Linked DNA regions of Homo sapiens: all the other regions are linked to region 6. Evidence: chromatin loops called from intact Hi-C (ENCODE). Cell type or tissue: A673. All regions are shown on one strand. Region 1 overlaps EXOC6B (exocyst complex component 6B). Region 2 has its middle 340 kb from the start of DYSF. Region 3 has its middle 3.2 kb from the start of CYP26B1. Region 4 has its middle 220 kb from the start of CYP26B1. Region 5 overlaps EXOC6B (exocyst complex component 6B). Region 6 overlaps EXOC6B (exocyst complex component 6B).

Region 1 (5,000 bases), 170 kb after region 6:
TCCTAATCTATCTCCTTCCATCACATACCCTATCCAATACATTAATAAGTCCTGACAACTCAACCTCCGAAACATGTCTTAACATTTACCATATTCCACCATTTCCACTAAAACACGATCTAAATCTACATTACCACCACAATGGACCAATGCAACAGCCTCCTGACAGTCTCCATTCTGCACTTTCCATCTACTCCACCCCCTGCCCCAAAACAGACACTCCACACAGTAACAAAAATGATCAGAATTAAAATCTTGATTCTTTACTGCTGCCTGTAAGGCCCTACATAATGTAACCTCACATTACCTCTCTAACCTCATTTCTCTCCTTTCTCTAGTTCCCACCCAAATTCCCTTCCATCCTCTAAGTTCCAGCTACCCTGGCTTTTTTTAAAGCCTCTTCCCGCCTCAAGAATTTTGTTTTTGCAGTTCTTATACTAGTAATGCTCATCCCCTATACCTTTGAACAATCTCTTCCTCCTCACCGTCCATGATATGTTGTCTATCTCCGCCTCCCCACAACCCACCTCAACTAGATTGTAAGTTCAAGGGCAAGAATTTTGTCTGTCATACTGTACCTCTATAACAGTGCCAGACAGGTAGTAGACAATAAGTAAACATTCACTGAGTAAAGAATGACTAACACTATCTCTAAGGACTCTTTGATTTCTGACATTTGTTCAAGAAATACTCATTTGCTCATTGCCAACATTTTCTGGTTCTATAATCCTTTCTGGGTACTGGATCACTATGCTGATCCTCTGGATCAGAAACCACACCCCCCACAGGAGGTCAGTTCTACCACCCAAAACTCAGCAGTAGCCATAGATGAAAGGAATAGTCATGCACTGCATAATAATGTTTTAGTTAACGATGGACCACATATATAATGGTGGTCCCACTGTATTATCTAGTGAAGTCATAGGCTTTGTATTGTAGTGCAACACATTACCTTTTCTACATTTAGATATACAAATACTTACCAGTATGTTATAACTGCCTACAGTATTAAGTACAGCAACATACTGTACAGGTTTGCAGCCTAGTAGCAATAGGCTATACCATATAGCCTAGGTGTGTAGTAGACTATATACCATCTAGGCTTGTGTAAGTATACTCTATGATGTTCACACAACAACAAAATCACCTAATGACACATTTTTTAGAACATATCCTCTCTGCTAAGCAACATATGACTGTACATGTTTGGCTTCCAGTCAAGATTCTGAACACTTACTTCAGAAAAGGCAGAGCAATCTGGATTCATTCTCCTTCCTTTGAAATAAAGGGAGATTGTCAAATAAATTATAAACAATCTCTGCTTTGACAAGTAGGAAAACTGTAGAATAACCACTTGCCTGAAAAAGCTGTTTGGAATACATAAGAGAATCTACCGTTGACATTTCAAGTAATCTCAAATAAGCTTAACTTTTCCCCCTTTCAAAGGAAAGGAAAAGAAAGGTTTCCATGTAAAGATACTGATTTACCTTGACACTTGGAGAACGTGAAGAATCACCGAAAACTCCTCAATATAAATTGCATAAGCTGATATATTATTCAATAGTAGACAATCTCTTGGTTTCAAATTCAGTACACCCTGACTTGACTCAATATACTTCTAAGTTAAATGGCAAGTATAGTTCATTCTACTGGGTAAAACTTCTTTTCATTTCTTCCCTCCAGAGATCTACGGTAACGTCACAAAAGACAACCTCACAGAAAAGCAAATTCCAAAGTTAAGAAATGCAGAACTTATATTAATAATGCCTCCCTAGGCTCTCTGATCTTCCTATTTAAAGAAAAAAAAAATCAAAAACCTAAGAAAGGAAATGTGGATTTTAGCTGCCTGACTATGTGGCCTTCATCTTAGCACTGTAATTAGCTTGCTATATATAGGTCTTTGGCCAATCCAGTTAATCTCTCCGACCCTCAACTTTCTCATCTAGAAAATAGGAAGCAATCAATTACAATTCTCTTAAAAGTACTAGCTTAGCTTTAAGTATCTACAGTTCGCCTCCACTTTCAAGTTTAGTCAACAATGCTAAGATCATACATTTGTAGAATAGTATAAATAGGCAGTAGTTCAAAACAAGTTAATGGATCAGGGGTGGTGGCCCACACCTGTAATTCCAGCACTTTGGGAGGCCAAGATAGAGGGATTGCTTTGAGGCCAGGAGCTTGAAACCAGCCTGGTCAACATAGTGAGATCCCATTTCTTTAAAAAACAAAATAAAACACAAGTTAATAAAGTTTCTACCTGCTTATCACTACTCTCCATCTGTTACTCCTATCTTAGGACCATTATGATTGTAATATTCTCTTTAATTATTATGCAGAATAACATGAAAGGTTTGCAGTAGATCGCCAGAGTATTTTGAGAATTAAAAAAAAAGAAAGAATAAAACGTAAAACACCCATATTTAAAACAGGGGATAAAGACTATATTTAAAAGACTTTGTGTTCCATAGGTATGTTTCAGGAAATCCATGATTCCCAGATCCTAGGTGGATTTTGTATATATAGGTAGATGTACATATATGCATTTTTAAGAAAAAAAGTTTCCAATAGTTTCCATCTGGTTACCAAATAGGTTAAAAACCACAAATTTAAAGATTTTATTTCAAATTGTCTACCAAAGGAAGAGGCAATTATGACTGATCACTACCTAACAGTTCACCATGAATCAGCATTTCAAGCACATTTAAATATAACACTTTGCTAACCAACATATCCATCAGATATAAAAGGCTAAAAACAAAAATAAACAAGACTTAAACACTGAAAAGGTCAGAAATTTACTACTGAAGCTAATCTAATATCAGTAGTCAACAATGCAGTCGAACAAAGTGTGGCATTTTTTTCTTTTAATACCTTAAGGTAGAGAAAGACTGCCATCTAGTGATGGCCCTTTTCTAACATTCCTTGAAATGATGTGGCCTTACAAGTAAACAGGACCGCTTAAAAATCTAAAAACTATATTCCATAATACCTGTTGGTCAGAGACTTATAGCTGATTACTAAATGATATGTAAGGTACTCTAATGTTTAAATTTCCATTACTATTAGAAAGCAGGATCTTGAGAACAAAGGCATAGGTTTTTGACATGTCCAGGTTATGTTGCAGTTAAACAAGACAATCTATGGAATAAACTGCACCACTAGTTTAATTATTTGTGATAATCTCAATAATATTCTTAGTAAAGTATATACTTTACTATAGTACTTAGTAAAAGGCAAACAAGAAGAAATATATGGAAATTAACTAAACTTTTTATAGCCTAAATTTGACTCAACTAAATAAATGCTGCCATGTGGAGTCTGGTTTCCAAAAACCCCCAAATAAACCACCGGTTTGTGCAAAAAGTAAATTATTTATCCTCGTATAACTATCTGGTGCATAGCTCTAGATTTCATAATGATACTATATCCATAGCCCACCTAAATTTCATGTGCATATTAAGAGATCTTAATTTATAAAATGGCACTTGAGTAATTCTGTTGAACAAATATTTACCATTCACCTGTACCAAACCACTACAGGATTATATCACTTGCTTAGAGCCTATATTAATTCAAATTTGCTTGTCAAAGAAGGAGGAAAAATAATGTTATAAGCATTATTTCATTTAAATCCAATGCATCTTATAAATTAGACATTATTCCCATTTTATAAATGAGAAACCTGTAACCCAAGATGAAGCAACTTGCCAACTTCACATAGCTAGAAAGTGTCCTCTCTACTGCATCAGTCTATCTCTTTGAACAAGGAAAGCAAGCAGGTGGCATGGGCCCCCAAAATGTTAGTTGAAACAGGTCTTAGAGATGGAAGACAAAGCTCTCATTGTACACTCAAGGAAACTGAGGCCCAGGCAAGTTAAATGCCTTAATCAAAATTAATTGCTTGCTACGATACAATTAGGCCTGACCCCCAAAGAAAACAGAAAAAGCTAATGCAATATGAAGCCCAACACAAAGCTAAGTGGTTTAAAAAGAGAGAGAGAGAGACAAACTTCTACTTCAAGATGAGTAAGTTGCCTATTAGTTGTGCCTACACAACTATTCTCTTCTTCCTCCTATTGGAAGAGTCCCAATTCATTCTGATATTTCTGTCCTACCACAAAGGATAAATATTAATTAGTCTGTAAACCAATCATGGTAATTGCATTCTCTTTGTGAGTGACCAGTTAATATATGGTGGTCAGTGACACACTTATCTCACCAATGAGAAGGAAAATCTGGCAGTGAGGATCCAAGAAAAGGTTTTCTTTCCTGAAGCATTCAGGAAAAGAAACTGCTTTTCCTGCCTTAGACATTGTCCTGTGAAAGCATAATGTTTGAGGATGCAGTAACCATTCTGAAAAGGAAGAAGATATTGCCCAAAAAATCTTAGAATGGCAAAGGGGAAAATGGAAAACACTCGGCTCTTTGATAGTGATGCAATCCTGAAACAGCCCTATCTCCAAACATCATGTTATATGACTTAATAAATTTCCCATTGTTTAAGCCACTTTCCCTTGATATTCTGCTACTTGCAAAGGAAAGTATCCTAAATGATGCAACATTGTTCAGTCTTCAAAGGTAACAAGCAAATCAAAGAAACAACCAAGAGCAAGTCAGAGTCTACACACTTTACAAAGCAATCTTGTTCCCTGGACCTAGGCCATTCTTCTCCTTTTGCTTCTAGTTTAGTTAAGAGTAACTCCCATTTGCCTCTCAATTTTCAGCTTGCACCTTTTCTGGGAAACCTTCCCTAATCACATAGATTCTATTATGTGCTCCTCCTCGGTGATTATCATTTTTACAGAATTTATTAAACTATATCTGATTGTCCATTCACTTGCCAATCTCCCCATACTAGAATGCTAATCTCCTTGTGGGGAGAGACTATGTCTTACCCATTTTATCTCTACCTGCTGGCACACAGCCTGGCACAGAGGAGGTCCTCCATATAAGATGAAGATGGAAAAAGGTAGGAGACTAACTGATGAGGATTTCTAGTT
Region 2 (5,000 bases), 780 kb before region 6:
TTTACACGGCCTCCCCCAGCTGGAGTTGAAACCTATGCCTCCAAGTCCTTCCTGCACCCCTTGGGGTTTCCTCTTCAGCCCTCTAGCAAATAACTATTCCAACAAAAACCTTCACAGCTCCCCAAGAACTTGCCATAATTTATAGGCACAAGGCAGTCCAAATCCATATGGAGAAAAGTAACATTCCTCCCCAAGAAGCAGCCCAGCCAGCCGAGAGTGGGAGAGAGAGAGAGAGACTGCTAAAAGATATACCTGTGTATTAAAAGAACTGGGGACTGAGGACTGGGGACAGACAATGGGAAGGCAGGAAGTGAGGCAATGTCACCTCACAGCTTTTAGTCCAAGGGTGACCAGCTGCCTTCAAAGGATGCCTTGGGACAAAATATGGCTGCCAGGTTTCATTTGTCCAAATGGTGGTTTTCCTAGAACAAAGGGACTTTTTTTTTTTTCTCAAAGGTAAATTAAAGCTACTTCTTTTAGGGAAGCCCAGAAAGATTTGAATTTTTAAGTGAGTTCGTCCAGCCTCTGCCCTGTTATGCAATTGAACTTGTACAGTAAACCCCAGGGAGGTGAGGTGTTACCATCCCCATTTTGTGAATGAAGAAACTGAGGCTTAGGGTGGTTAAGCTGCTTCTACTCTGATGTAACAAGAGGAGGCAGGATGCAGAGCCAGGTCTGCTGACCTGCAGAGCCCATACTGCAGGGGAGAGGGGGTCCCCAGAACTTAGAGGATATCAAGTCGAGAGGACAAGCACCGTCCAGTGGCTGAAAAGGCCAAGTCGAGCTGCACCGGAATGGGAGGGGTTAAGAGCCATACTGTGGAGGCAAAGTCATTCCAACACCACCCCCTCCCCCCTTTTCTCTTCCTTTTCCACTGAGTTGACCTTTAAATTATGGCATCAGCTGTCGTGCCAGACATGCTGCGATTTCCCCTCACTCCATCTGCCCAGCCTTCCCACTGGCGCAGTTTCTAGCTTGCTGCATTCTCCTCCCTCCTTCCCGTTCTCTCCTTCTCTCTCCTCTGCCCCCATCAGCTGCCTCCCTCTGAGTCCCATTCACAAAATCCCAGCCATGTCGCTGGCCCTGCTGCAGGTGGCATTCGGGCATTGCTGGTGTCCCCCCAGGGCCATGTCTCCCCACCTCCCAACTCTGCTCCGGGACACTGCAGCTGGGAAGTCACCTCTGCCCAGTCCTACTCCTGCCTCCCTCCAGGCTGGTCTGTAAGCCTGCACACCGGCCTCTCCCCACCCGTGCCCCATCCAGGCCCTTGCTGCTCCCATCTTCCTCCAGCCCCACCCCTCCCCAAAGCCTCCAGTGGGGATGCACCCTCTGCTTAATATTCATTTGCATTTGGCCCAGGGCCTAAACTATATATTTTGTTTTTTTGCCATGACTGTAGAATATAGCAGACATTAAATCTTATCGGTTTAATTTTCTTCCAGATAATAGTACAGGCTTTGAATTTTTTCTTAAACTATGGAAAAAGTGTCAAAGAAAAGTGGAACATTAATCAAGGGACTTTGATGAAAGGAATGAAAGTGTTTTCCTAAGAGCCCAACATGTGGTGCAGCTGCTGGTGGATATTTAAATGACATTTTTCATATGTTGCTATAAAAAAAAATCTCTTTGAGTTGATTCTGGAAATATATTACAATTTGCTACAATGCCAGTGGTCTTAAAATTATTTAGAAATAAAATGTGTTTATGATTTCTGCTCTACTTTGTATATTTGTCTGCTTCAGGACTCTTTCCTTTGAGGAGGGCCTAACCAGTCTACCCCAGAAGCAGTAAGTCTCTTCAGGACAGGCACCATCAGACAGGGGGTCCCCAAAGATGGGAGTCATATTTTCTTCTTCTGTGGCCTTTGGCCTAACATGTCACTCTTCTCCAGAGGTTTAAGCTGCAATGGGAGGGATTCAGGCGAGAAAGAAAGAGGTGATGGAGAACGTCATTATGTATTAGGAAGGTCTGGGGAAAGCTTTTTAAAAGGTGTGATTTCTCCTGTAAATGAGAAAGGAATGAATTCGTTCAACTCCTAGGTTTCCTTATAAGCCTGAACACCCAGGAGAGTGGAATCCAGAGGCCAGAAAACCCTGACCTCCAGCCTCCCTTGTGAGGCTCCTCACAGCATGGAAGGGACCCCTCCCTCCATTTGGGCTGGGAGAGACTGGAGCTTCAGTCTCATTTTTGGAGCCAGCTGGGCTGGGAAATCTTTGGGAGTCTGCCCTTCCCAGCCCCCTCACTGGGATGCCTTCCTCAGAAGATCATTTAGGGCTTCTAGGCTCCTGCCCTCTGAAGGACCCACTTCTCCCCTATGAACCCTGCATCCTTGTAACTTTGCCAATCCTAGTGCCAGGGGAAGGAAAGAGACTCCCGAGAGGTGCCCTTGGCATGTGGACACGGAGGCCGTCTGTCCTGGGCTCTCTGACGGACCGCAGAGGCAAGGCCAGGGTCTCAGCAGTAGGAGCGCCTAGGCTGATTCCAGAGCAGAAGAGGCCCCACAGTCCCTCCCAGGACCCAGAAGGCAGATGTCCTGGGCGCTTGCTGTTCTTCCCCCAGCCTGCGCAGCTCCTGGGGGAGATGAACGGAGGCCTGAAAGCCTTCCCAGTCTGGCCTCGGGCCCTGCATTGGCAGTCAGTTCTGTCCCCATTGACCAGTGGGGGGCACACTCTCCCAAGTTTTCCTGTCTCCACTGTAATTGTCATTTGGACCTGAAGGTAAATTCAAGGGTGCTGGTGCCTCCTTCCCTGCCAGGGGCTCCCTGGAGGAGGGGTGGACAGGAGAAGCTCTGCTTCTGCGCAGTCTGCAGGGCATCTCCAGCCTCTGGGCTGCTCTCTTCTCCTGTTCTGGCCTTTGGGTCCCCAGCTTCTCCTCCTGTCCACTTGCCCCACATGTCCTCCCGAGAGGAGACCTTTTATGAGGACTCTGGTTTGGGGAAGGGAAGAAACCTGCCCAAGCGCAACTAAGCTTTCCTTCCTCTCAGATCTGCCTCCACTTTCCTTCCTGATCTCATTGTCCCCTCTTTCTACCCAACCTACTCAGTTCTACACTGTCCCCCAAGTGTCCAACCTTGGGTCTGCCTCTGCTTCTTTTCTGCAATTAGATGCCTTCTTGTAGGCCCAGCCGAGGCTCCACTTTCTCCCTAGGGCCTTCCCTGTCTGACTCCAAAGAACACAGTGGCTGAAGCTTGGGAAGAGGAGTGAGTGAGGTGGGGTCTTGCCTTGCCAGTTGCCTTAGCTCTGCTACTTTTGTCTTACACCCCCTCGGACTATGAGCCCCTTGGGCAGGACGGTGCCAGGAGGGCAGCCTTTATTTTTCCATAACACTGTTTGGTGCAGGTGGAGCTCAGAGAAGACACCCCTGGAGGGATTTGGAACAGCCTCTTAGGCACCTTTGGGAGGTCCCTGAGTCTCAGCTGATTGAACTAATTTAGCTGATCACGATAATTCTCTTGCCTGTAACAATTTAGGAATGAAATATGAGAAGAGTCTGTTGGGGGCTTTGAGGAAATATTTTCTCACACCCAAGACAGAGATACAGTGACACAGGAAAACAAGTCCTTTGCTTTCCTCTGGTCGTATCCATGCCTAGATGAGATGGTAGAATGCCTGCAGCATCTGAGGATGAAGCCGTGACACAGATGAGGACAAGCCAAGAGCATCTCAGAAGCATGCAACAGGAGCCCTGATGAACCTTCTTAGAAAACAAGATCATCAGTTTCTCTCACCATGTTGTCTAGCTGAAGATGGAATGTCCTGCTACTTACAGCCATAAAACAGCCTACCTGCATGGGAAGAGGTGGATGGAGGCTGGAGAAACACTCATTGCTGAGCTGAACCGGGGCTGACTGATAACAAAGACCTTACCCTCTCTCCCTCCCTCTTCTTCCTTCCCAGAAAGAAAGAAGGGGTCTTTTTCCAAGGCCACCTCTGAGACTAAATAGGGATGGCTAGGACTGCATCACTGGGCCATTTTGAGGTCCTTCTAGGATAACACACATACTATAAAGGCTCATTAGGGGCTCCATTCCATCCATCCCCTTTCCCCTGCTGTTTTGCTTGCAAAGACAAAATGTTCGTAGGTCTTTGTTGCATGCTGAAGATAGCCATTAGTAAAGAAAAGGGAAACAAGGGCTCAAATGGAGGAATCCCAGTGTCTGCCCTTGATCCCAAACCAATCAGATCCTAGGGGCTTTCAACAGCGAAGGAGCATTGCAGAACCTCACTGTGTCTTGAATACTGCATTTTATGATTCAACACCATTGGGAGATGGACTGCATCTCATAATGGATCCAAGAACACAAGAGTTTCCGCTTCCAGGGATGCTGCATGACCATAGGGATGCAGCCCATGTCAGCAGCAGTTGCCTTAGAAAATACTGGAAACTGAGGGCCTGGTCACTCATGCCTGGTGAGAGCATTCCCAGCAGGGTAAAGTGAAGAACCCAGCCCTGCCTGCATAGTTCTCTGAGACCACTGCATGTAAAGTAGCACCCAGTGCTAACCAGATCTCCAAGGAGTTGGCTAAACTCTGTGCCCTGGTGTTGTAGATATTGCTGTGCCCCTGAAAGCCAGCGCCAATGAACATAGCATGGCACCAGGGCTCCAACATTCACTGTAAAAAGTCAGGTAGAAACAAGCTTGAACTACACCCATAAAGGTTTGAGTCAGCTGCAAGGAGACTTCCTGAAAGAGTGGTTGGGCCACAGCTAGAAATGGGCAGCCAGTAATATTTTCCCTGCCTCTGTTTTAGACTCAGATATCTTTAAAGGCAGGAGAGCTACTCAGGAGACAGGTTTGGTAGTTGGTGCTGTTCTCAGTTAGAGGCTAGGGCTAAGTGACCTGCCACTCCTCTCTAGGCCTGGAGAGGGACATGTGTACTACGTGTACTCAGGCTCAGTCCTGAAACACGAGGACTGAAGTGTTACATGGCCTGTTTCTGGTTTACTGGGAATTTCAGGAAACCCAAATACAAAGTGATTTGAGTGGGAGGGGCTTTAAA
Region 3 (5,000 bases), 430 kb before region 6:
AGCGGCGGGCGAGGCGGCGAGGCGGGCGCTGCGGCCCGAGCGCGGGTGCGGAGCCGGCGGGCCGCGGCCGGGACGGGACGCAGCCGGCGACAGAGCCCCGGGCGGGCGATGGGGCGGCGGCGGCGGCGGCGGCGGCGGCGGCGGCGGCAGCGGGCGGGAGGGGTGAGGCGGGGTGGGGTTGGGGGAGGAGGTGGAAAACCCGAGCTGGGCTATTGTATCAATTAAGAAAAGGCAGTCCGTCCCGGGACGCGGTCTCTCGGCTCTGGAGTTGCTGCTGGGGGAAGAAATGGGGAAAAAAGAAAGGAAGGCAAAAGGAATGAAAGAGGGGGAAAAGCAGGAGGCAGGATTTCAGGGCTGGTGGTTTTAAAAGCTTCTCTCAATGTGAATTTGAGTCCAAAGCGAGGCGATGCGTGTGTTTATATAGAGGCGGGAGGCTGCGCCGTGGGCGCCCCGCCAGCACCCCCCCGCCCCAACCCGCGCGCTCACAAAGCCGGAGGCGTGGTGAGAGGCCGGGCCCGCGGCCGGAGCTGGAGAGCGCAGCCCGGCCTCCCGCCCCGCCCCGGCCGCCCGCCGCCCGCCGCCCGCAGCCCGCCCGGGACCCACTTGTAGCCGCCGCAGGATCAAACTCAGTTCACCTCTCGCCTCCTCTTCTTTCTCGCCGGCGTCTCGCTGAGCCCAGCGCCTACAGACGGACGAGATGAGACACACGCGCGCGCACCTACGCGCACACACACACAACACACACGCGCACACACACAACACACACACCTCCGCACACACGGTGCGCACTCGCTTAGTGCCTGCTTGGCTTCTAGGCTCCTTCCCTTCCTCTTTTCCTCCTTCCCAGGTCAGCGGTCCCCTCCTCCAGCTCCGAGCAGTCCCTCCTGGGCCGAAGCCCCGGCAGCGGAGGTCCTGGCCGGACTGCCCCCTCGACTGGCAGGCGCCCAAAGCCCTCGAAACTGTGCCTTAGGGTCCCGAGCTTCCAACCCCCGGGATCCCGCTGGCTCTTATCTCCAGGGACCCCTGAGTTACCAGTCCCAATCCCCCTAAGCCAGATCCCCCATTCCCGATCCCTATATCCTCACACCTCCGATGCTAAGGTCCGCCCCCGCCATATGTCTCTTACCCTACGGAACCTGGAGGTTCTCCTGTCCCCGTCAGCGTCCCAGGCTGCTGACTCTGCAGCCCCTCCTTTCCTGCACATTGGGACCCCCCTCCCCTGCTTTTGTAGTCCCCCTCCACCGCCCGCAGCGTCGGGGAACCCCGATACTGGTCCGGCAAGTGTCCTGCGCGGGGACAAACGCGGCGGCCCCGGTACCCAGAGGCGGGAGAAGACGGGCACAAACGTTCATTGATACAAATGAGTAAATAAACATGCTGGGTGAGCACGGCCACCTTCTCAGCGCTGGCAGCAGAGGGCCCGGCGCGCGTGCCTGTGTACGGTGTGCGTGTGGCCCGGGGCCGCACCTGTGTGTTCGCGCGCGTGGCCTTGCGTCGGCCCGACGTCTGAGGAGCGACGTGGTATGTCTGTGGGTTTGTGTATTCTTTGTAGAGCCATGAGTGTGTCTGCGCATCCGTGCATCTGTCATCTGGCCTCTCCTCCTGCGAGCCTGTGTTAACATGGAGCTGCGTACAGCAACCCCGACATTGGTCTAGCTAATGTCTGCCCCTCTCTCTCCCGTGCATCCTGCTTCCCTCAGCCCCCCTTGGCTCTGGCGTTCACTCTCACACTCCCGGAGCCAGAGTCGATATCCCATCTTTAGTTTAGAGTAGTGTGTGTGTCAACGATACTAGACTCCGCTTTTAACACCTTGCCTGCACCCAGTACGAGTTCTGCTTTAGAGTTCACGAGACGAGAATGTGTGTGAGCGTCTAAGGTGCGCACAGATGTGTTGTCCCTCCCTGTGTGAGCGCTTCCGAGGCTGGTGTGGCAGGAGATCTAAACGCTGGTCTAGCTCCTAGCGCTGGGTCACCTCGGCTTCACTCTCTGCCCTGGAACCCCACCTGGTGGGCAGTTATAGTACTACAGATTCGGGGAAACAATTCCCTCTGCTCCCTTTCCGCACTCGCCCTTCATAGTGGGAGATCAGCTCCAAAGGGCCGGGTTGTAGGCTCCCAAAGCACCCCGCTCCTGTGTCAGTGACCTCAGACGTCCACCCCAGGATGCTTGGGGCCGGACACTTACGAAGGCCCTGTCAGGATCACTGTGGTCCTGAAACAGGGGGCTAGGAAGCACCCTCGAAGCAGGGTGGTTTCACAAAACAGTCACATCTGAACAGGGCACGTCAAAGTGCCAGAGCCACCCCACACCCTATCTGAGGATGAGGCTAACATAAAATGGGGTTGGGGGAGATTGTTAAGGTCTTGCTGGCTTGAAGAGCTCTAAGAATCTAGCCTGACCCCCAGACACAGCACTGGCCACAAGGTGGTGAAATGGGCAAGGTAACCCAGGAAAACTCACCTGTGGAAATCTCCATCTCCTAAAGGACAGACATGCACACAGCTTTATAGAGATGCAGATAGATGTACAGGCTGATACTGAGCACACACACACACACAAAGGATCATTGTCACAGTCACAAAACACCCACCTTCCAGCCACCAACCCAAGAGACCACAGGAGGTGTCTGCCGTGTGGGGATCACAGCCCCAGAAGTCCCCCAACACGCCAATTGCCTTCCTCCCATCCCCTCACTCCTGGGTGGGGGTGGCTTTGTGCCCTTTTGTCCTCCACTGCTCAGCCTCTTTTCCTGTTCAGGTATAGAGGAGGAGTTGGGAGGGTTGTGGAGGAGAAATTCTGAGTCCTTACACCCTGTGCCAAGTGGGATCCTGGGGAAAGTCTGCAGGGATGTCACAGCCCCACAGCAATAGTTGCTGGATTTCCTAATTAGAACCGCCTCTCTGCTCAAATCTCAAAAAGTACTTCGGAAAGATGAAAAGGAGAGCATGGTACTCCACTCTAAGACTTCCTGGAGGTGCTGTGGAGAGTGGGGGTGCTGAGGCCATGGACAGGCTTGTGAAGAGGGTGGCTAGGACAGAGAAAGCTCGGCAACTGTCTTTGCCAGTCAGATTCCATCAGAGGACTTTCTTTCATTAACCTCAGATAGACTTCTGACTCTGATCCCAGACAGAGCCCTGCTCCAAACCTCAGTCTAGCCTGTAACCCTGACCTAAAACAGACCTCTGAGTCTAATCCCAGAATGATCCTTAATCCTGGTCAAAGATTGACCCTGTCTCAAAGTCCAGACTGAATCCCAGTACTACCAAGTATCACTTTGGCTACAAAAGTATGACTGGCCCCTTGTAGACTGCCCCAAAGCTGCGGCACAGCTCAACCCCTGAGGCACTTGGGAGCACAAGTGTGTTCTAGGAGGGAATATTTGCCTCATTCTAGCCTTGGGATGATAAGCCTGTTGCCTAGTGGTCATCCCTCTCCCTCCGGGCTGGTTGTAGGAACTCCCAGACTGCCACGCCCCACCACACACACACACACACACACACACACACACACACACACACACACAGAGACAACTCTTTCCCATAGGCCCAGAGCATACCCCCAGGCTTCAGCTATTGCCTGCAGTGCTGCAGTTCAGGGCCTGCGTCACACGACCCTGTAGCCTTTCTGGCACTTTGAAATCAGTCAGAGCAGCCTGGGACATGAGTAAGGAGATGCTGGTTCAAGTGGAGCTCTGCCTGGTGACATTTGCAGTCTTTGGCAGAAAGGGCCTGGGAAATACAGAAGGTAGGCCTCAGGCACTCGGAATATGCAGGCAATGGGCAAGCACAGCCTCTGCACCCACTTCCCTAGCTCAGAAAACACTGCATACAGGGGCAGGTCTGCCTAAAGTCCTGCTGCTCACAAAGACACAAAGCTACACAGCGGTACTGTCTGCCCTGGACTTGCTACACCCAGGAGAATGAAGGCATTACCCCTTACAAGTCCCTTACATGCGTGCAGTCCTGTGTAGCCAGTAATTCTCTTCCACAGCTATTATATTTCAGTGAGATAAAATAGTGAGATAATACTATTTTTAGATATTAGATTTACTTGTTACATTTTGCATTGATGAGAAAACAGAGGGCCAGAGTCCCTCAATGCCCACTCCCGCCACACATACACACACACACACACACACACACACACACACACACACACACACACACTGTATTGTCCTGTTTCCCCTCCCACCACACAAGCACACATCTCCAGGAGCCATGAGATCCTGTCCATTCGGCAGCTTTCTCTTTGTTTAATGTCCATGCTTCTGACAACTAAAGCCGACAACAGAAGGAGCTGTCAATTTTACACTCAATTTTGTATAGTTTTGGCCTTGAATTTTTTCAATTGATGCTAATTTGCTTTTTTTCCCCTAAAATTATTTCTAATCCTTCCACCCGGAGCCAAACAGAAAGGGGGAAAATGTCCAGGATCAAGACGACCACTTGGCCCTACTGGCCAGGGAGTCCAGAGAGCAAAGAGACCAGGAGGCAGTGAGCAGGAGGCAGAGCCGTGTGTTCAGGGACCAGAAGAGTTTGCGAAAGCCCTCCCAGCCTCTGGCCTGCACCTTGGGCTGTCTAGCCTGAGGGACAAAGCCCAGGATTTCGCCTCAGGGAGCTCTTTGCTCTTAGTCCTGTCCTGCCTTGCTGGCATGAAGGAGTCCTTGGAAAACTCAGCTCTCGGCTCCTTCTCATTCTTCCCAGGGCCTCGGGCTGGCTCCCTTCTGTTCTAAGTCTTCTTGGTACACTGCCTGACAGTGGCGGGGCCCTTTGCCTGCAAGATACCAAGTCCCATGGGGAAACGACATTTCTGAGGAGCTATGGAGGAGAGGGACCTGGGGCGGCAGGTCCTGCCCAGACCCTTCTCCAGAGCCAGAGCAGAAACTGTGACTCCGGTGGGTCAGGGATGCCGCTTTCCCCTGGAACCCAGCTTGTGGCCCCAGATATTCATCCCGAGGCCCAGGTGCCTACCCTTCCCCCACTTCGTGCCCTCCCTCCAG
Region 4 (5,000 bases), 660 kb before region 6:
AAGGAGGACTTGCACCCCCCCAGCTCTACCCTCTTCTCTCCAGTCCCCCCACCTCAGGAGTCTAGGATGAGCAGAAGCACTGTCTCCAGAGAAAAGCCTTCCAGTGCCTCTGCCAGGCATGCTGGATGGCAGCCGGAGAGAGTCTAGGAAAGTCTAGCTCCCCCTGAGTCTGATGCCACTAGGGCTGGCCCTGGGTCCTCAGCTGGGCACAGGCAGCAAAGACCCAGGTCTCCCACTCCTGAGGATGGGGTGGCCAGATGATAAAGGACATGGAGTCATGAGGCAGTGGTGGCAACAGTTAATAGAAATAAGAAAAGACCTGTTTGATTAAGCCACGTCTTTCCTTCCCAGACCCCCTTTTCTCTCCCTGGGCTGTATTCAAACCCCATTGCATTTGGAGGGAAATCCAACCCATGTGTTTCTGATTCATTTACACTTAACTCATCAAAATCCTGTTTTGAAAGAGGCCATTGGATGGTCTACAAAGTCTGAGCAAAGCTCCCTGCCGCCGCGGGCTGGTTGTGGACTCACCAAATACCCCTTCTAATCCACCAGGCCTGTGGGCAGGCTCTGCACCACAGTGAAGGCTGTCTGAGTGTCTGCTCCCCAGCCTCGGCCCCCTTGGAGCCCTCCCTCACCGCCTTCTGCCTCTTTGAGAACTCCCAGGCTGCCTGCGAGGGTCTGGAAAACTCACACATCCCTGAGGGACAGGCACAAAACATGCCACCCTTCCTGGGCCAAAGCTATGTTTAAAATGAACTTGTAAAGCAAATGCTGAACCCAAAAGAGGGAGGCTCATGGTGAGATCACAGGCATGGGTGGTGCATTTCAGGGGCCTGCAGAGGCCTCCATCACAGTAGGATGCTGTGCTCATCTTAGAGATAAGTGATGGGAGAGATGAGCAGTTGCCTTGTTGCCCAGGACTGTCTCCCACCCAGAGTCAGAACCTAAGTTATTTCTCAGCCTCGGACCTTCTTGGATTGGATTTGAAAGAGAAGTCAGTCTTCCCTCAAGAGCAGGACACCTAGTTCCCATCTTTGGGGCTTGGCAAATTTTCATGGGTCTGTGTGGGGTGGTGTCAGCTACTGGTGCAAAGGCAAGTTCTCCCAGGCAGACATTTGGAAGTCATTAAGCCAAAATATGGTTGACTCAGATACAAAGCATGCCAGAGCTAGAAAAGACCTTGGAGAACTTTGTGGTCCAGCCCCCATGCTTACAGATCAGTCCCCATGAGATCCCCCTCCAGAAGGAGTTGGAGTAAGCCAAGCTCCTCCAACTTGCTGTGTTGGGAGAGCATGGGGTGTGGTCAGGAGAGACAGGAAGTTTGGGTCCCCTCCAAGCAAGGCCTAAGATGAAACACATGGGAACCAAGAATGGAACTAAAAGAGTGAGGACCTAGGTCCTTCCATGTGACCATTACAATGGGCTTTGACTTCGGGGCAACCCCTTCCTTGCGTTGTTCCCTTTGCCCCGTGGTTACTGGAGGGACAAATCTTCAGAACTTGCTAAGAGGGTGTATGCAGTTGGGAACCAGAAGGCAAGCAGTGCTCTGTGGGAAGCTGAGGGGGACACCAGAGGCTGACTGAAACAAGAGGGTAGATGGATGAATAATAACAGAACTGTTTACTGGGGGTCCTTCAACCGTGGAGCTCAGAGAGGTTCAGTAATTTTTCCCATATCACACAGCTACTAAGTGTTGGCACCAGAGTCCAAATCTACATCATCCTGGCTCTAAAAGTCATGCAACCAAATAAATAGTCAGGGGATGGGAGCACAGAGGGGGAAAGAAAGCTAGACATGGCTCTGTGCTCACTGTTGTGCAGGGTTGATACTCAAGGAAGCTCCCAGAAGGAGGTGCTGTGTGCAGGGTCTGGAAGGAGAGGAGCAGCAAGGCTTATGGTGGAGGGGAGGAGGATGGTCCAAATGGAGGGATCAGGTGGGAGCCAGTTGAGGCGCAGCTGCTCTGGGCACTAATGGCATGTGGTGGTTGCACCTGGAACCTACCAGCAGGTGGCAGTATTTCAGAACAAGAAGAGCGTCAAGTCGGTTAGGATAGTGATAGAAAGTAGAGATGCTGAGCTCTTAGCGTGTATTCCAGGCATTGTCGTAAACATATTATACAGAGCATTTCATTGAAGCTGCACGACAACTCTTTGAGATAGGTACTATTATTAGCCTCATTTTCCACATGAGAAGGGTTTAGTAAGGGTTTAGTAAGAGAAGGGTTTAGTACGTTGCTCAAGGCCTCAGAGGCAGGAAATACTGGAACCAAGATTCTTACCAGGCAGTCTAAACCCAGGCCTAAGTCTCTGTAGTTGTAACATCATAACTCAACTGATAGGCAGATACTGCATTTCTACCATGCATTTAGCATTGCACTGGGCTAGGGACTCAAAAGAGATCTAGACAATATCCTTGCTCCTGGGGCCCAGCCAGCTGATTTGGGTTTTACAAATCAATGATTCTAAGCCTCATAATGATTGACAATAGGTACATGCAGGGCAGCAGGTGGTGGGGCTGAGCAATGACCAGAGTCCTCAGACCCGGACTCAAAGCCTGGCTCCTCCACTTGCTGGCTGGGTGGCCTTGGGTATGTTCATTGATGTCAGAGGGCCTCAGTTTTTTCATCCATCTATAATTGGGTATAATATTGACCTCATGAGGATGAAATGTGAGAACACATGTAGAGAATTAGGCATGGAGTAGATCATGTGTTTTACCAAAATGACAGCAAATATCAAATACAAAAGGCAATGGGAGCCTAGAGGAGCAGTCTTGAAGTGAGTTTCCAAGACTGAGCAGTTTGGCTGACAGAGGAGGGTGAGGAGTGCAGCCTAGGAGGGAAACACTGACAAGCCATGGAGATTAACAGGCCATGATGCCTGAAAAAACACGAGCAGGGAGGAAAGGAGCTCAGTGAGCACCCTGGAATTCCATGGAACCAGGCACTGCCATGGGCTCAAGGACTGGGAAACATCACCTTCAGAGGGTTTCAAAACGAGCTGGATTTAAACAAGCAAGCAGATGGCACCAAGCACTCCATCAGCACACGGTCATTCAACCAGCATCTCATGGGCCCACTAAGTGCCAACCACGCTTCTTGAGTTGGTCCAGCCTGGGCTTTTCTTCCTGCACTGTAGGGGTGTCTCTGCAGTTGCTCAGAGCACTGTCTTCCCCTCAACTGGACCCAACATGCTCCGGCCCCTGCTCTGCCCAGAACGTCTGTGAGCAACCTGGTTCTTGTCAGAAGTTCCTGACAAGCTCTGCAAAATCCAGCCCTCTTGTGACTCCACCAGACATACCCCCAGGGGAAGAAAGGGTACCCCACCAGGGCAGGAGGTGGCAAGACAGTCTCTGCCCCCCGGGAGGGGTGAGTCATTCAGGGAGGATGCCTGCCTCAGGCACTGTGGGAGATGAGGAGGAGCCCCGTGTATCTGCAAGCACAGGGTCACCTGAGGGCGTGCAGAGCTGGAAGAAGCTGAGGCATTCAGGCAGCAGGGCCTGTGCCTCCTCTCCGCCTCCATTTCTGACTTCCAAGTCTTCAGAAGCGACAGCTAGGACATCCTCTGGCTCCCCTCCAGCCACACTGTGCCTCCCGCACACACACCTCCCTCTGATTCTAGCCCTCCTTCTCGAGATATGGCAGGAACTAAGGCCAGTGGCTCTTCAGGGTGGATGGGGGTTGACACGAGGGTGCATCTGGCTCTGGTGCTATCTGCACAGAGGTGCGTTCCTTCCCTAGGCCCCCCACTCACACCCAGAAACATGATCATTCATTCCATCATACACCCAGCTGGGGCTGGGGGAGGCCATGACAGGTGGGCCAGCAGGGGTGGTGGGGATGGGGCGCCGCGATCTTCTCCCAACCCCCTCAAAAGACAGATATGTCCCCTCTGAACATGCTGGGGGAGATTATTTTAACAAGCACTTTTGTACCAGGAAATCAGTGTGTTTAACCTAACAAGCAAAGAACAGCCCAGCGGGGCCCATAAATCTAGTTCCCACCTATTAATTTTACGGCCTACATAAAGCAGTGTTGAAGTCCAAAGTATATGTGACCTAAAAAGGCATTGCTCATTCTGACACATATACGACGTGGCCAGGACTCGAACCCTGACCCTGACCCTCACTCCAGGAAGCCAGCTCCCAAGCCTTACAGAGTGCAGAGGCTCATGCTGCAGAAACCCACCCAGGCTCCTTGTGAAAGAACAGGACAGCTGGAGGCAACAACTGTGGAGAGGGCTGGAGGACGTGGGCACCGCTGAGGCTGGGTTAGTGAGGACACCCTGCTAGAGACCCCAACCGCTCCCAGGGCTGACGTGTACAGTAGTGCAGGTTGGTCACTGCCCAAAGGCACCCAGATGAGAGGACAAGTGGAGGCTGAAATCTAACCTGCACCTGATGTACCATGCCTATCCCACAGGGACAGGGCTGCTTCTGTCCAGAGAGGGGCCTTTTAAAAAATCCATGCAAAGGTACTATACAGATTGTCAGCTCCCTTGGATAAATCTCGATCCCCATTCTAACTGTTTCAAATATTGACCCCTAACCAGTGACTCACTGTACTCCCAAACCAATTACATGCCCTCCCACCAGGGAAATCCATGACCACTGTCGACGCCTAACATCAGTTCCATGGGATAATCCCCAACCCCAAGCATGATTTAATAGGGTCACCCACCATGCAGTGACCACAACTGGGCTACTCTGGCCGCCCATAGCAACGGCACATTGATCCCCACAAAGTCATTAGGACAAGAACAACCTCAAAGCTAAGCCAGCTCAATTCCATGCTGATACTACAATAGAAGAAACAAGCTGAGGAACCTGAATGCCAGCGACCCACTTACTACACCCCTGGCCACATGCCGATTTCCCAACCCCGAGTGCACAGCAGTGCTCAGTACCTGCTGTTTTGCCCCTTTAGACTTATGCCCCACCCTCCTCCACCCTGTCTGTACCCAGGAGGCTGACCTCCAGGAGGTACCCCGCACCTCCCC
Region 5 (5,000 bases), 68 kb before region 6:
TGGACACCTTAATCTCTGACTTCCATTCTCTAGTACTATAAGAAAATAAATTTCTGTCATTTAAACCACCCAGTCTATGATATTTCCTTACAGTAGCCTGAGCCCACTAAGACAGTAGATTATCACAATGATGTTATTGGAAGTGATGAGTCATTTTCAAAATAATTAAAGAGAGTCCAATCTCATACCCTATGCTAAAATAAATTTTTTATGGTTGTAGAAAAAGGAACTACAGAAATACTAAAATCAAATAAAGATAAACACATATGCTTTGTAATGAAGAACACATAAATTATAAAGTAAATATCAATAAAATTAACTACTCAAAAACGTTAAAACTTTTTGAAGCTGCAGAAAAGGTAAGAGACATTAAATTAAGAAAAAATATTTACAACATATTGTCAGATGAGGTTAATATTAACAGCTAATGTCCATGTTTTAATAATATATAGTAAAATATTTAAAAACATGAAAATATAAGATAAAGACAATGTATATGAACAAGAAATTCTATGAAGATATACAAATGACATGGAAGAGATTTTCAATATCAGTATTAATTTTTCCTTTATTTATTTCTTTTTATTTATTTATTTATTTTTTTGAGACAGAGTCTTGCTCTGTCACCCAGGCTGGAGTGCAGTGGCACTGTCTCAGCTCACTGCAGCCTCTGCCTCCTGGGTTCCAGCAATTCTCCTGCCTCAGCCTACTGACTAGCTGGGATAACAGGCACATGCCATCATGCCTGGCTAATTTTTGTGTTTTTAGTAGAGACGGGGTTTCACCATGTTGGCCAGACTGGTCTTGAACTCCTGACCTCAGATGATCTGCCCTCCTCGGCCTCCCAAAGTGCTGGAATTACAGGAGTGAGCCAACATGCCCGACCTAATATCAGTATTATTTTTTAAAAGCATAATAAAATAAGATACAATTTCTGAAATTAGAAATTATTTTCTGTTTTTAAACATAACTTTCTGTGGAATAAAAAGAATAGGGAAATAGGCATTCTAGTAGATGCTGCTCAGAGTGTTAAATAGTTCAATAGTTTGGGAGAGCAAATGAGCAATACCTAGAACCTAAGAAATGTCCAAATACTTTTACTCACTATTTTCATTTCTTAAGAACTTGCTCTAAGTCCTTACACATAACCATGTGTAAGGACATGGTTATAACAGTATTTACTGCAATGCTTTTAATAGCTAGAAAAAAAACAAAACCAAAAACTTTCTTAAAAGCCCAAAATATCAAATGAATCAATTAAAAATAATAATATAATCCTACAATGCAATATTATATATATTAAAATTAAATCATATTCATCAGACATTAAATGAAAAACACAGCATGTTCCTACTTAAAACCCATTATATATTGTATAGTTTATTTATATATTAAAAAAGGGACTTTACATTTATATATCAGAAAGCTAATAATAACCATGCAAGGGATGATGACTAAAATGTTCTTAATAATCAAAATTTCTATTCTAATATAGAAACATATTTTTATAATGTTTATATGTTAGAACATACAACTCAATGGGGAAAAAGTAAGGCACTCAAAAAATGATCCGAAGACAATGGGTGCACTACCACTACAAAAAAAATGAGATCCTTAATCATACTATAAATGAGAGTAAACAACAGGTGGTTGTAAACATATAAATGTGTAAAAATCTAATTATAAAATAGTTAAGCAACTTTTTAAAAATCTCAGAACACACAAAAACATGTAAAAAACATTTCAAGTTTGCCAGATTTTATTATAACAGAAGAATAAAATGATAAAAATGTCAGATCAAGTCCTTGGTTACATACGTAAAATGAGAGAAAATTAAACTTAAGTATTATCAGATATATAAATATTTAAAAGTTCTGTATACTATAACAAAAACCATAAGCAAAAATAAAAGGAAAGAAATATTTGCAACATATTCAATAATGACATATCCTCTTTGGATCAAACCCACATACATATTAACCAATCTCCTAGAACTTGCTGCTTAGATGGCACAAAGGCATCACAAAGTAATCATTTCGAATGTAAACTCATCATCTCCCCGCTCCAAACTATCAAAACTGCTAACACTATCATCCAAGAAAGGAAACCATTCACCTAAGCATTTCCTTGATAGTTCTTTTCCTTTTACCTCTTATATCTAATCCATCAGAAAGTACAATTAATCTTACTTCCTAAAAATCTCTTGAATTCAACCATATCTCTCAATACTTACTATCACTCCTTGACCCAAACTATCATTATCACTTGCCTGGAATACTAGACTAGCCTAGTAATTGTTTTTGAATTCATTCTTACCCCTCATCCACTATCCACACTTAAGCCAAAACAATCTTTCAAAATGAAAATCTGATCATCTTACTCCATGTTATCCCACCTTCACCTTGAACACATCTATACGTAACACATTCCATTCAGCCCACTGTTTAAAAGGTCAAGTAGATTCTAAATAACATGGCATCTACCTACTTCTCTTTTCTTACTTCACCCTATGTTCTATCCACTCTGGACTTCTTTCAGGTCTCTGAGAGGGCTATGTTCCCTTAAAATAGGTTTTTACACACAGTATTTACTCTGTCTGGAACACCTGCTGATTAATTAGAAAAGAGAGTTCATGGGTCATGGATGATTTTTAAGTTTCTAGCTAGCACAACTAGATGGATACTACAGTCACTTAAAGAAATTGTTTTAATGCTAAATTATCTTCCGTCATTGACTCCTCACTATTATTCCTCAAACACTTTGAGATAAGAGCCCTTGCACTACTGTTCTTTAGGACTAAAATGATCATTTAATTGGTCTTCTTTGCATAAATGGTGACTCATTGATATTCTAATCTCAGAGTGCCACTTCAAAAGCAAACACCCTGTTTCCTAATCTGTCATTCTATTTTCATTGTCTGCATTGCATGATCACTGTCTGACATTCTTGTTACATGTTTATTGGATATCTCTTCCAATCAAAATATAACTCTCTGAGAGCAAAGACTATCTATCTTGTTCATTGTCATATTCCCACTGCCAAAGCATAATCAATCTTTAAGAAACACGGAAGGAAGGAAGGAAGGAAGGAAGGAAGGAAGGAAGGAAGGAAGGAAGGAAAGAAGGAAGGAAGGAAGGAAGGAAGGAAGGAAGGAAGGAAGGAAGGAAGGAAGGAAGGAAAGAAGGAAGGAAGGAAGGAAGGAAAGAAGGAAGGGAATTCAGAGCCAGCATTCTATAACTGAAATAAAGTGGATTATCACCAAAAATATATGCCACATTAAAATATATCAATAGATCATGGGAACAGAACATTGGGCAGCTTAATATGTTATGAACTTTTTTTTTCAAAAGGTAACAGTAGAACTGTGAACTCCAAATCAGTGTTTATAATATTAACAGGCACTATAGAAGGCAAAATGGTATAGTGGCTAAGAACATGGGCTCTAGAGTCAGACCATCTGGGTTTCAATCCGACTTCTACTTCTTATTGTATGGCATTAGGCTGGTTACCTAACCTCTCTCAGGTTCAATTTCCCAGACTATAAGGTAAATATAATAATAATAATAATACCTACCTTTCTAGGGTTGTATTGAGGATGAAATAAGAGAATATGTATGAAGTAAACAGAACAACGTCTGACACATAGAGAGAATAATCAATAGATATTAGCTGCTATTTTCTTATTGCAAAGGGCTTCTATAAAAGTGAGCTCAGTGGTAGAAAATGTGATAATTTGAAGCAGCTACTTCTATGTCTTTGAAGGACATCTATAGCTCCAAGTGAGTGATTCCAAAGACATACATATGTTGATTTTAAAGCAGTAAAACACTGAATATATAGATAATCAGCTCTAAATAACAACTTCCCTTGGGCTTCTTACATACCGAGTGGGTACGGAGTGCTGCGATGGTTTTTGAAAGTGCCATTTCCCACAGTTCATCAATGTAGGCTCTATTTACTAAGCCCTGGGTTGTATGTAAAATGTGATCTTCAACCACAAAAAAGCTAAGATTGAGGAAAAAAGAAAGCACAGCTGTCAGAAATTACAGTTTTATTACTCTCTCTGGGGTTTGACAAGCATTAAGAGATACCATCAAATGCAAAGTTAGTGGTCATTTTTTTCTTGAAGAAACTTATTCAGTAGAATAAATGAAATCAGACTACTTGGACCAAAAATTATGTCTGTGATCATGACATCTTCATAACCACTCCTAGAGAGATCAGAGTTACATTTCTATTAAATTTCTATTAAATGTTAACAATGCTATCCAGTAGTTTAAAAGAGAGGAAAATGTGTAGAGGTAATGGAGGCAAATTTTGTTATATTAAGAAAATACCCAGCCATCAATGCATTTCAAAAAAACAAATTTTAAAGAGATCATAAAAGCTAATATATACATCATATATATATATAATGTATTCTCTATATATTTTAAGAATCCAATGCACAAAATATCAAAATAATTCCCATCATGTGGACTCTATCATCAAAGTCTTGAAAAGGCATCATACAAAGGTTTCAAAAATGTGAAGTTACGTTTGAACAATCTTGTGGCTTTTTGTTATTATGCATTTAAAATGTAGCCTGCATTGTCTTGCCTAAATATTCATATTAATGAAAAAAGTCTTTATTAGGGAATTTTTATGATATATTTTAATAACTACTAATTACATTGAAACAATTTAAATCTGAAAAAAATAAACCTGATGAAGAATCCAAGTTATTTCCTTTTCTTTTAACTGCAAAGTCATTATTTTGCAATTAGAACAAGCTGCCAGTATTGGGATGTTTATTTGGGAAATGTAATTCCGTACCACTATATACACCCTAGATGAGGGTGGCAAACTATATAGCCTATGGGATAAACCTAGCCCACTGCCTGTTTTTATAAAGATTGTTTTATTGGAACATAGCCATGCTCATCATTTACGTATCATCTATAGCTACTTTTGCACTATAACAACAGAGCTAAGCAGTTGTGAAAGAGACCATATGGCCT
Region 6 (5,000 bases):
ATGGCTTCAGTAACAAACTGAGATAGAGAAGTACCCCAAATCATTTAATTTAGGTTTGTACATAAGACACAATATCCTCCAAGCCTTTCAGAAACCAAGTTAAATAGAATATTCTATTGTTCTCAAAAGTAAGATGTTCTTCCCCACTTACTTCCAATGCAAAATATACAAAAAGGGATCAAGGACTCCGGGGCACAAAGGAAGGTAGAACTTCCTTTAAAACTTTCATATTTTTAAAAAGCAAGCTTTCAACTAGAGAGTGATCATTTGCTCCCTTAACTCTATCCTCTTGCAGTACAGCAAAACCAAACGATTTCATAAGTCGTATTTTATTGAATCCCAAGTTAATTATATTTCCTTCACAATCAATAAAATATTGTCAGTGTTTCAAAAGCAATGAACAAATGAAAGTTATCATCTATTCAAAATGTATGTTATGGTACTGGCAGGAGGTGGTGAAGACTAAATACTGATATAAATATATAAATACATATAATATATATTAAAATGAAAATGTGACATTGAAGTCCATGAAAATCAAAAAAAGAAAAAGCCCTTCAGAGATCTTTTCTAACATGCTATGCTGTTTCATCAAGATCACTGATTCTATCCCTTCAGAGACCATCATTATAATAATGTGTCAAAGAAGCAGCTGACTGACTTCTGCTGACTGGGATGGAATAGAGGGAGAGGGGTACAAGGAATACAAACAGCAGCTAGATCTTAGAAAGCATCTAGGTGTTTTCATTTTCTTAGTTGTTCATTCTATTTGTAAGTAATTTTTACACACTTAACCACCTCTTTCTCAAGAGTACTTCATATATATTCTTCTCTGATTTCCTAATATAGAGAAATTGAGCAAGGTTTATTCCTCAAACACTTATCTCTCAAATCACTCTTTCTACTCTCCCAAAACCCAGTAGCACAGGTCTTGTTTCCTATTACTAATGTGTGTTCCACCATCACCTCATTTCCATCACACCTAAAATGGAACTCATCACCTTCCAATTACAATCCCCCTACCTAATACAGCCAGGCTCTTCTTAAACCACATTTGTTCATCATGTCAATTAGATATAAGGGAAATTGGGCAGGTGGGGAGAGGGATTTAAACAAGTCTAAACTTCATAATCTAACACTTAGATTCCACCATAATAGAAGCTAAACCTAATTTTCCAATGTACTTACCCAATACCCTCCAAGATGAATCTTCCAATTGGATGAGGCTCTACCTCCTAATACGCTGGGTAAATTTCCACTTCTATATCCTTAGTTACGCCATTTCTTTACCTGATTACCTTTCCTTGCCTCAATCTAACCCTTCCTACAAAACCCAAGTACAATTCTTCTTCCTTTAGGAAGCAATTTCTCACTGCTCTAACTCATGATGCTTCCTCTCTGTACTCCTACCTTCAGTCAAACACGTGTTAAAAGTCTACATGGTACCAAGCATTGTGTTGCACACTGGTGATACAAAGAAATAAGATGGAGACCCTGACCCCTGAATCTCACATCATACTATTACAGGAAGCAAATCAACAAATAAAGGATAAATATGATAAAAAATAAATATGATTTTTCAGAGATAAATGAAAAAAGTAACCATTCCAGAAGAATGAAGCAGCAGGAGAAGGACTATGTATGAAAAAAATATTATCCACTCAGGAAACGGCAAGTAACTTTGTATAATTAGAGTATAGGTTATAAAGGAATAACAGGAGATAAAGATGCTATATAAAGCAGTTTCAATGTTAGAGAAACAATGAAAGAATGTAAGCAGGGGAATAATGGATCAGCTTTACAATTCAGACAAACCCTCTAGGAGTCAAGGAGTGGTCAACTGAGAGAAGACAAAGACTGGAAATAGAAAATCTAATATACATCACTAAAACAGTCCAAATAACATTATGAGAACTTGAATAAAGGTAGCAACAGATTACAAGAAGCAAAAGTAACAGAATTAACTGACTTAAATGTGGTACATGGAAGAGAAGAAGGAAATAAGAATAACTACAAGTATTCTGGCCGTGATGACTAAACAGTGGGGCCATTCCAAGCAATAGGAACCATGAAAATAGTAAGTTGAATGCAGGATAAAAAAAGATGAGTTCCCTAAACCTGTTGGGTATCCAGGTGAAAATGACAGTAAAGCACCTCAGTGTATACAACTCTTTCAGGATAAGAAAAACACTTTACCATTCTTAGACTGCCCCAAGTCCAGAAAGTGGCATACACATAGTAAATTTAGATATTTATTATATAAAGGCAACAGGTAACAAAAGGGAATTCATGTGAAAATGAGATTTGGCCCAATAAAAACTTATAAAAGACTTGACTTGAGTGCTTTTCTACCCATTAGAAGTTAGAGGAGAGCCCACAAGCATGACCTAACCTGGACTGTCAAACTAATTCACTATTAACACTTCTAAAACTGTCAAAGTGTGTCTATGAGGCATCTTACACAGGCCATTAAATAAACATTTATTGTGGAATGCAGCTTCCAGGGCTACCTAGCAATAAGACTCAGAGAGTTAAAAATAATAAGAATCAAAAGCTAAAGGCTCCTGACTTTCTCAATCCAATACTGACCTCTAGTGGATTAGAGGCATACAAACAAATGACCTTTAGAATAAGAAACTAGTTGAAAAGAAGATTTAGGCCTTAGAGGCCAAATATAATTATATAGGCTTCAATAACAGGGGAGAAACAAAGCTTCTTGGAGAAAGATAGGTCTTACTCTGCAACTTATTAATTGGGCAGGTTACTTCTCTCTGCAATATCCTTATCTATATATATAAAAAAAAATTAATCAAACCTACCTCAAAGCTGCCACAAGGCTTAAATGAGAAAATACATGTGAAGTCTCTTGAATTAAAACAAACAAACAACAACAACAACGAAAAACAAAAAAAAGCAAGCTTTACCTATCTTGCCTCTGAAAAAGAAATAAGAATTTTTTTTTTTTTTTTTTTTTTTTTGGAGACAGGGTCTCACTGTCATCCAGGCTAGAGTGCAGTGGCGCGATATCGGCTCACTGCAACCTCTGCCTCCTGGGTTCAAGCGATTCTCATGCCTCAGCCTCCCAAGTAGCTAGGATTACAGGCACGTGCCACCATGCTCGGCTCTGTTTTTGTATTTTTAGTAGAGACATGGTTTCACCATGTTGGCCAGGCTGGTCTCGAACTCCTGACCTCAAATGATCCACCCAACTCGGCCTCCCAAAGTCCTGGGATTACAGGTGTGAGCCACCACACCCGGCCAGGAATCTTGTTTCACTATCTACTATGGAAACATCTGAAACCCAGCAATATTTCTATACATAATAATTAATGACATCTAATATCACTGTATAACAAATTTTGCATTTACATACATTTCAAGTGTTATGTTTCTGTAATGGACACCATTGGTGCTCCACTTAAATCCTCTGTTTCACCTCTTATTCCAGCTACCATCAGCAACCAGTTCTGAACAGGCCTGGAAGCATCACATAATATAACCTGACATCAGGTTACTTGGATACTTGGATACTTACAGTACACTTCTTGCTGCCTGCCCTAGGACTTTTCTAATACCAGAATGTGGAACCCCACAAGAAGTACTCAGCACTCCTGCAGCACAATCTGGAAGTAAAACAACCCTTGAAAAGGAGCTGACAGAAATGTTTCTTTGCTTTGTTCCTTCCATAGTCAGTTCCAAAAGTCCTCTCAGAGAGTCCCATGGATTAAGCAACCAGACTGCCCTAGCATTATACCATTGTACTGACTCTCCCACCTTCTCTTTTCATTCCTCCTAACTCTTACTTCTGTTCCATGAGATCATACAATTGAATAAACCAGTCACATATCAACTCCGCAGGCTAAGAGAAACCAAAGCTACAATAACATCCCATCAACAATACAGTAAAGTGGAATTGTGATCCCTTGTTTAGTGTCTGAAGCCCAAAGGATAACCATGAAAATAAATGTCAAAATCAAGATAGGAAGAATCCAAAGATGCCACTTCAAGTCTCACCAAACAAAATTAACTGTAAAAAAGCTGTAGTTTCAAACCAGGGTTTTTTCACACTTATCAGGACTGGCTCTGGACTACATCTTTCTTTGGCAACCCACTCCAGTATCAGATTCGAACAAACAAAATGAAAACAAAACAAAAAAGTGATTTAAAATGAAGGAAAAAGACCATCTTCAGATAATCTCAAAAAAGTTATTTGTATGTTATTGTCCGTAGGAATGTGTTTATGTGAACACATGCATGTGTGTTTCATGTGATATTTTAAAACAAATAAATAGACAAATAGTTTTCTTACACCTTCATCATGACCCAAAGGATTTCCATCAATAAGGTTATTATACTTAGGACCTTTTTTATTTAAATCGAGGAAGGTGGTCACTATACCATCTTTAAAGTTCTCATAGTTACCCGAGGCCCAAGCAGATCTCCAAGTTCCTCAAGCACTCATCTCCTGGACAAGGAGTTTGGGTTGCCTCCACCTCCCGCACCCTGCCCCTGCTGGCCAAGGCAGAGAACTTGGGACCAAGATTTCCCTGCTCCACACCTAGGCATACCTCTGGGCACTTGGTGGCCCCCCACTGGATTCTCCTTCAGCACTAGTGCTTGTGCCTTCCACTGGCAGACCTGTAGGTGGGCCTGCTGGGTCTGACCCCTCCCATCTTACCCATCACTCCCCTAACCCCCAGGGCAAAGCTGGGAGCTGAGACCAGGGTGCACTCCACAGATCAGACCATTGCCTGAGGCAACAGAGAGCTTCTCCCAATAAACAAGGGTCAGATATATACCCAACCACATTGGGCACAATCAGCACTGACCCATATGCACCACCTACTGGCTTCCAAGTTCAATCACAAACTCAATATAAAATCTGCGGACAGAAGTTCATAGGCCATAGAAGAAAAGCCAAAAGACCCTGCCCAACATTCTCGGTAGTTATAGGCCTTAGGGAAGGTGAAAGAGAAGGGGAAATATATATATATGGGCAA

What was found. Peaks named below come from ENCODE experiments on the same cell type or tissue, not always from the same donor. Only the 100,000 strongest peaks of a DNase experiment are listed, where the experiment ranks them.
Region 1: a loop joins it to region 6, with 3 times the contacts of the local background. A loop is called at or near these places in 24 of 110 quality-filtered maps.
Region 2: it touches region 6 in a loop (2.9-fold over the local background); 11 of 110 quality-filtered maps call a loop at or near these places.
Region 3: it touches region 6 in a loop (7-fold over the local background); 48 of 110 quality-filtered maps call a loop at or near these places.
Region 4: a loop joins it to region 6, with 14 times the contacts of the local background. A loop is called at or near these places in 69 of 110 quality-filtered maps.
Region 5: it touches region 6 in a loop (8-fold over the local background); 3 of 110 quality-filtered maps call a loop at or near these places.

Annotation. Positions count from the first base shown.
Region 1 is chr2:72,743,072-72,748,071 of GRCh38, forward strand. The region is part of intron 1 of EXOC6B (exocyst complex component 6B); the gene reads right to left. Among named protein-coding and RNA genes, the nearest start is that of EXOC6B, 80 kb to the right of the region's middle. In A673, a CTCF peak has its summit at 2,898 (motif pointing left); a DNase peak (open chromatin) is centred at 2,870.
Region 2 is chr2:71,799,553-71,804,552 of GRCh38, forward strand. No RefSeq gene overlaps it. Among named protein-coding and RNA genes, the nearest start is that of DYSF, 340 kb to the left of the region's middle. In A673, a CTCF peak has its summit at 2,665 (motif pointing right); a DNase peak (open chromatin) is centred at 2,659.
Region 3 is chr2:72,148,528-72,153,527 of GRCh38, forward strand. No RefSeq gene overlaps it. Among named protein-coding and RNA genes, the nearest start is that of CYP26B1, 3.2 kb to the left of the region's middle. RefSeq lists a silencer at 2,650-2,825. In A673, a CTCF peak has its summit at 2,013 (motif pointing left); DNase peaks (open chromatin) are centred at 404 and 1,984; H3K4me3 peaks cover 1,786 bases; H3K27me3 peaks cover 750 bases.
Region 4 is chr2:71,922,125-71,927,124 of GRCh38, forward strand. No RefSeq gene overlaps it. Among named protein-coding and RNA genes, the nearest start is that of CYP26B1, 220 kb to the right of the region's middle. In A673, a CTCF peak has its summit at 1,991 (motif pointing right); a DNase peak (open chromatin) is centred at 2,017.
Region 5 is chr2:72,509,248-72,514,247 of GRCh38, forward strand. EXOC6B (exocyst complex component 6B) reads right to left here. Exons shown (of 22, transcript NM_015189.3): 11 at 3,885-4,005. Among named protein-coding and RNA genes, the nearest start is that of EXOC6B, 310 kb to the right of the region's middle. In A673, no CTCF peak of the experiment used is centred here; DNase peaks (open chromatin) are centred at 2,824, 3,344, 3,974, 4,914 and 1 weaker place; H3K4me3 peaks cover 3,352 bases; H3K27ac peaks cover 5,000 bases.
Region 6 is chr2:72,577,183-72,582,182 of GRCh38, forward strand. The region is part of intron 6 of EXOC6B (exocyst complex component 6B); the gene reads right to left. Among named protein-coding and RNA genes, the nearest start is that of EXOC6B, 250 kb to the right of the region's middle. In A673, CTCF peaks have their summits at 2,606 (motif pointing left), 4,682 and 4,884 (motif pointing left); a DNase peak (open chromatin) is centred at 2,579; H3K27ac peaks cover 3,014 bases.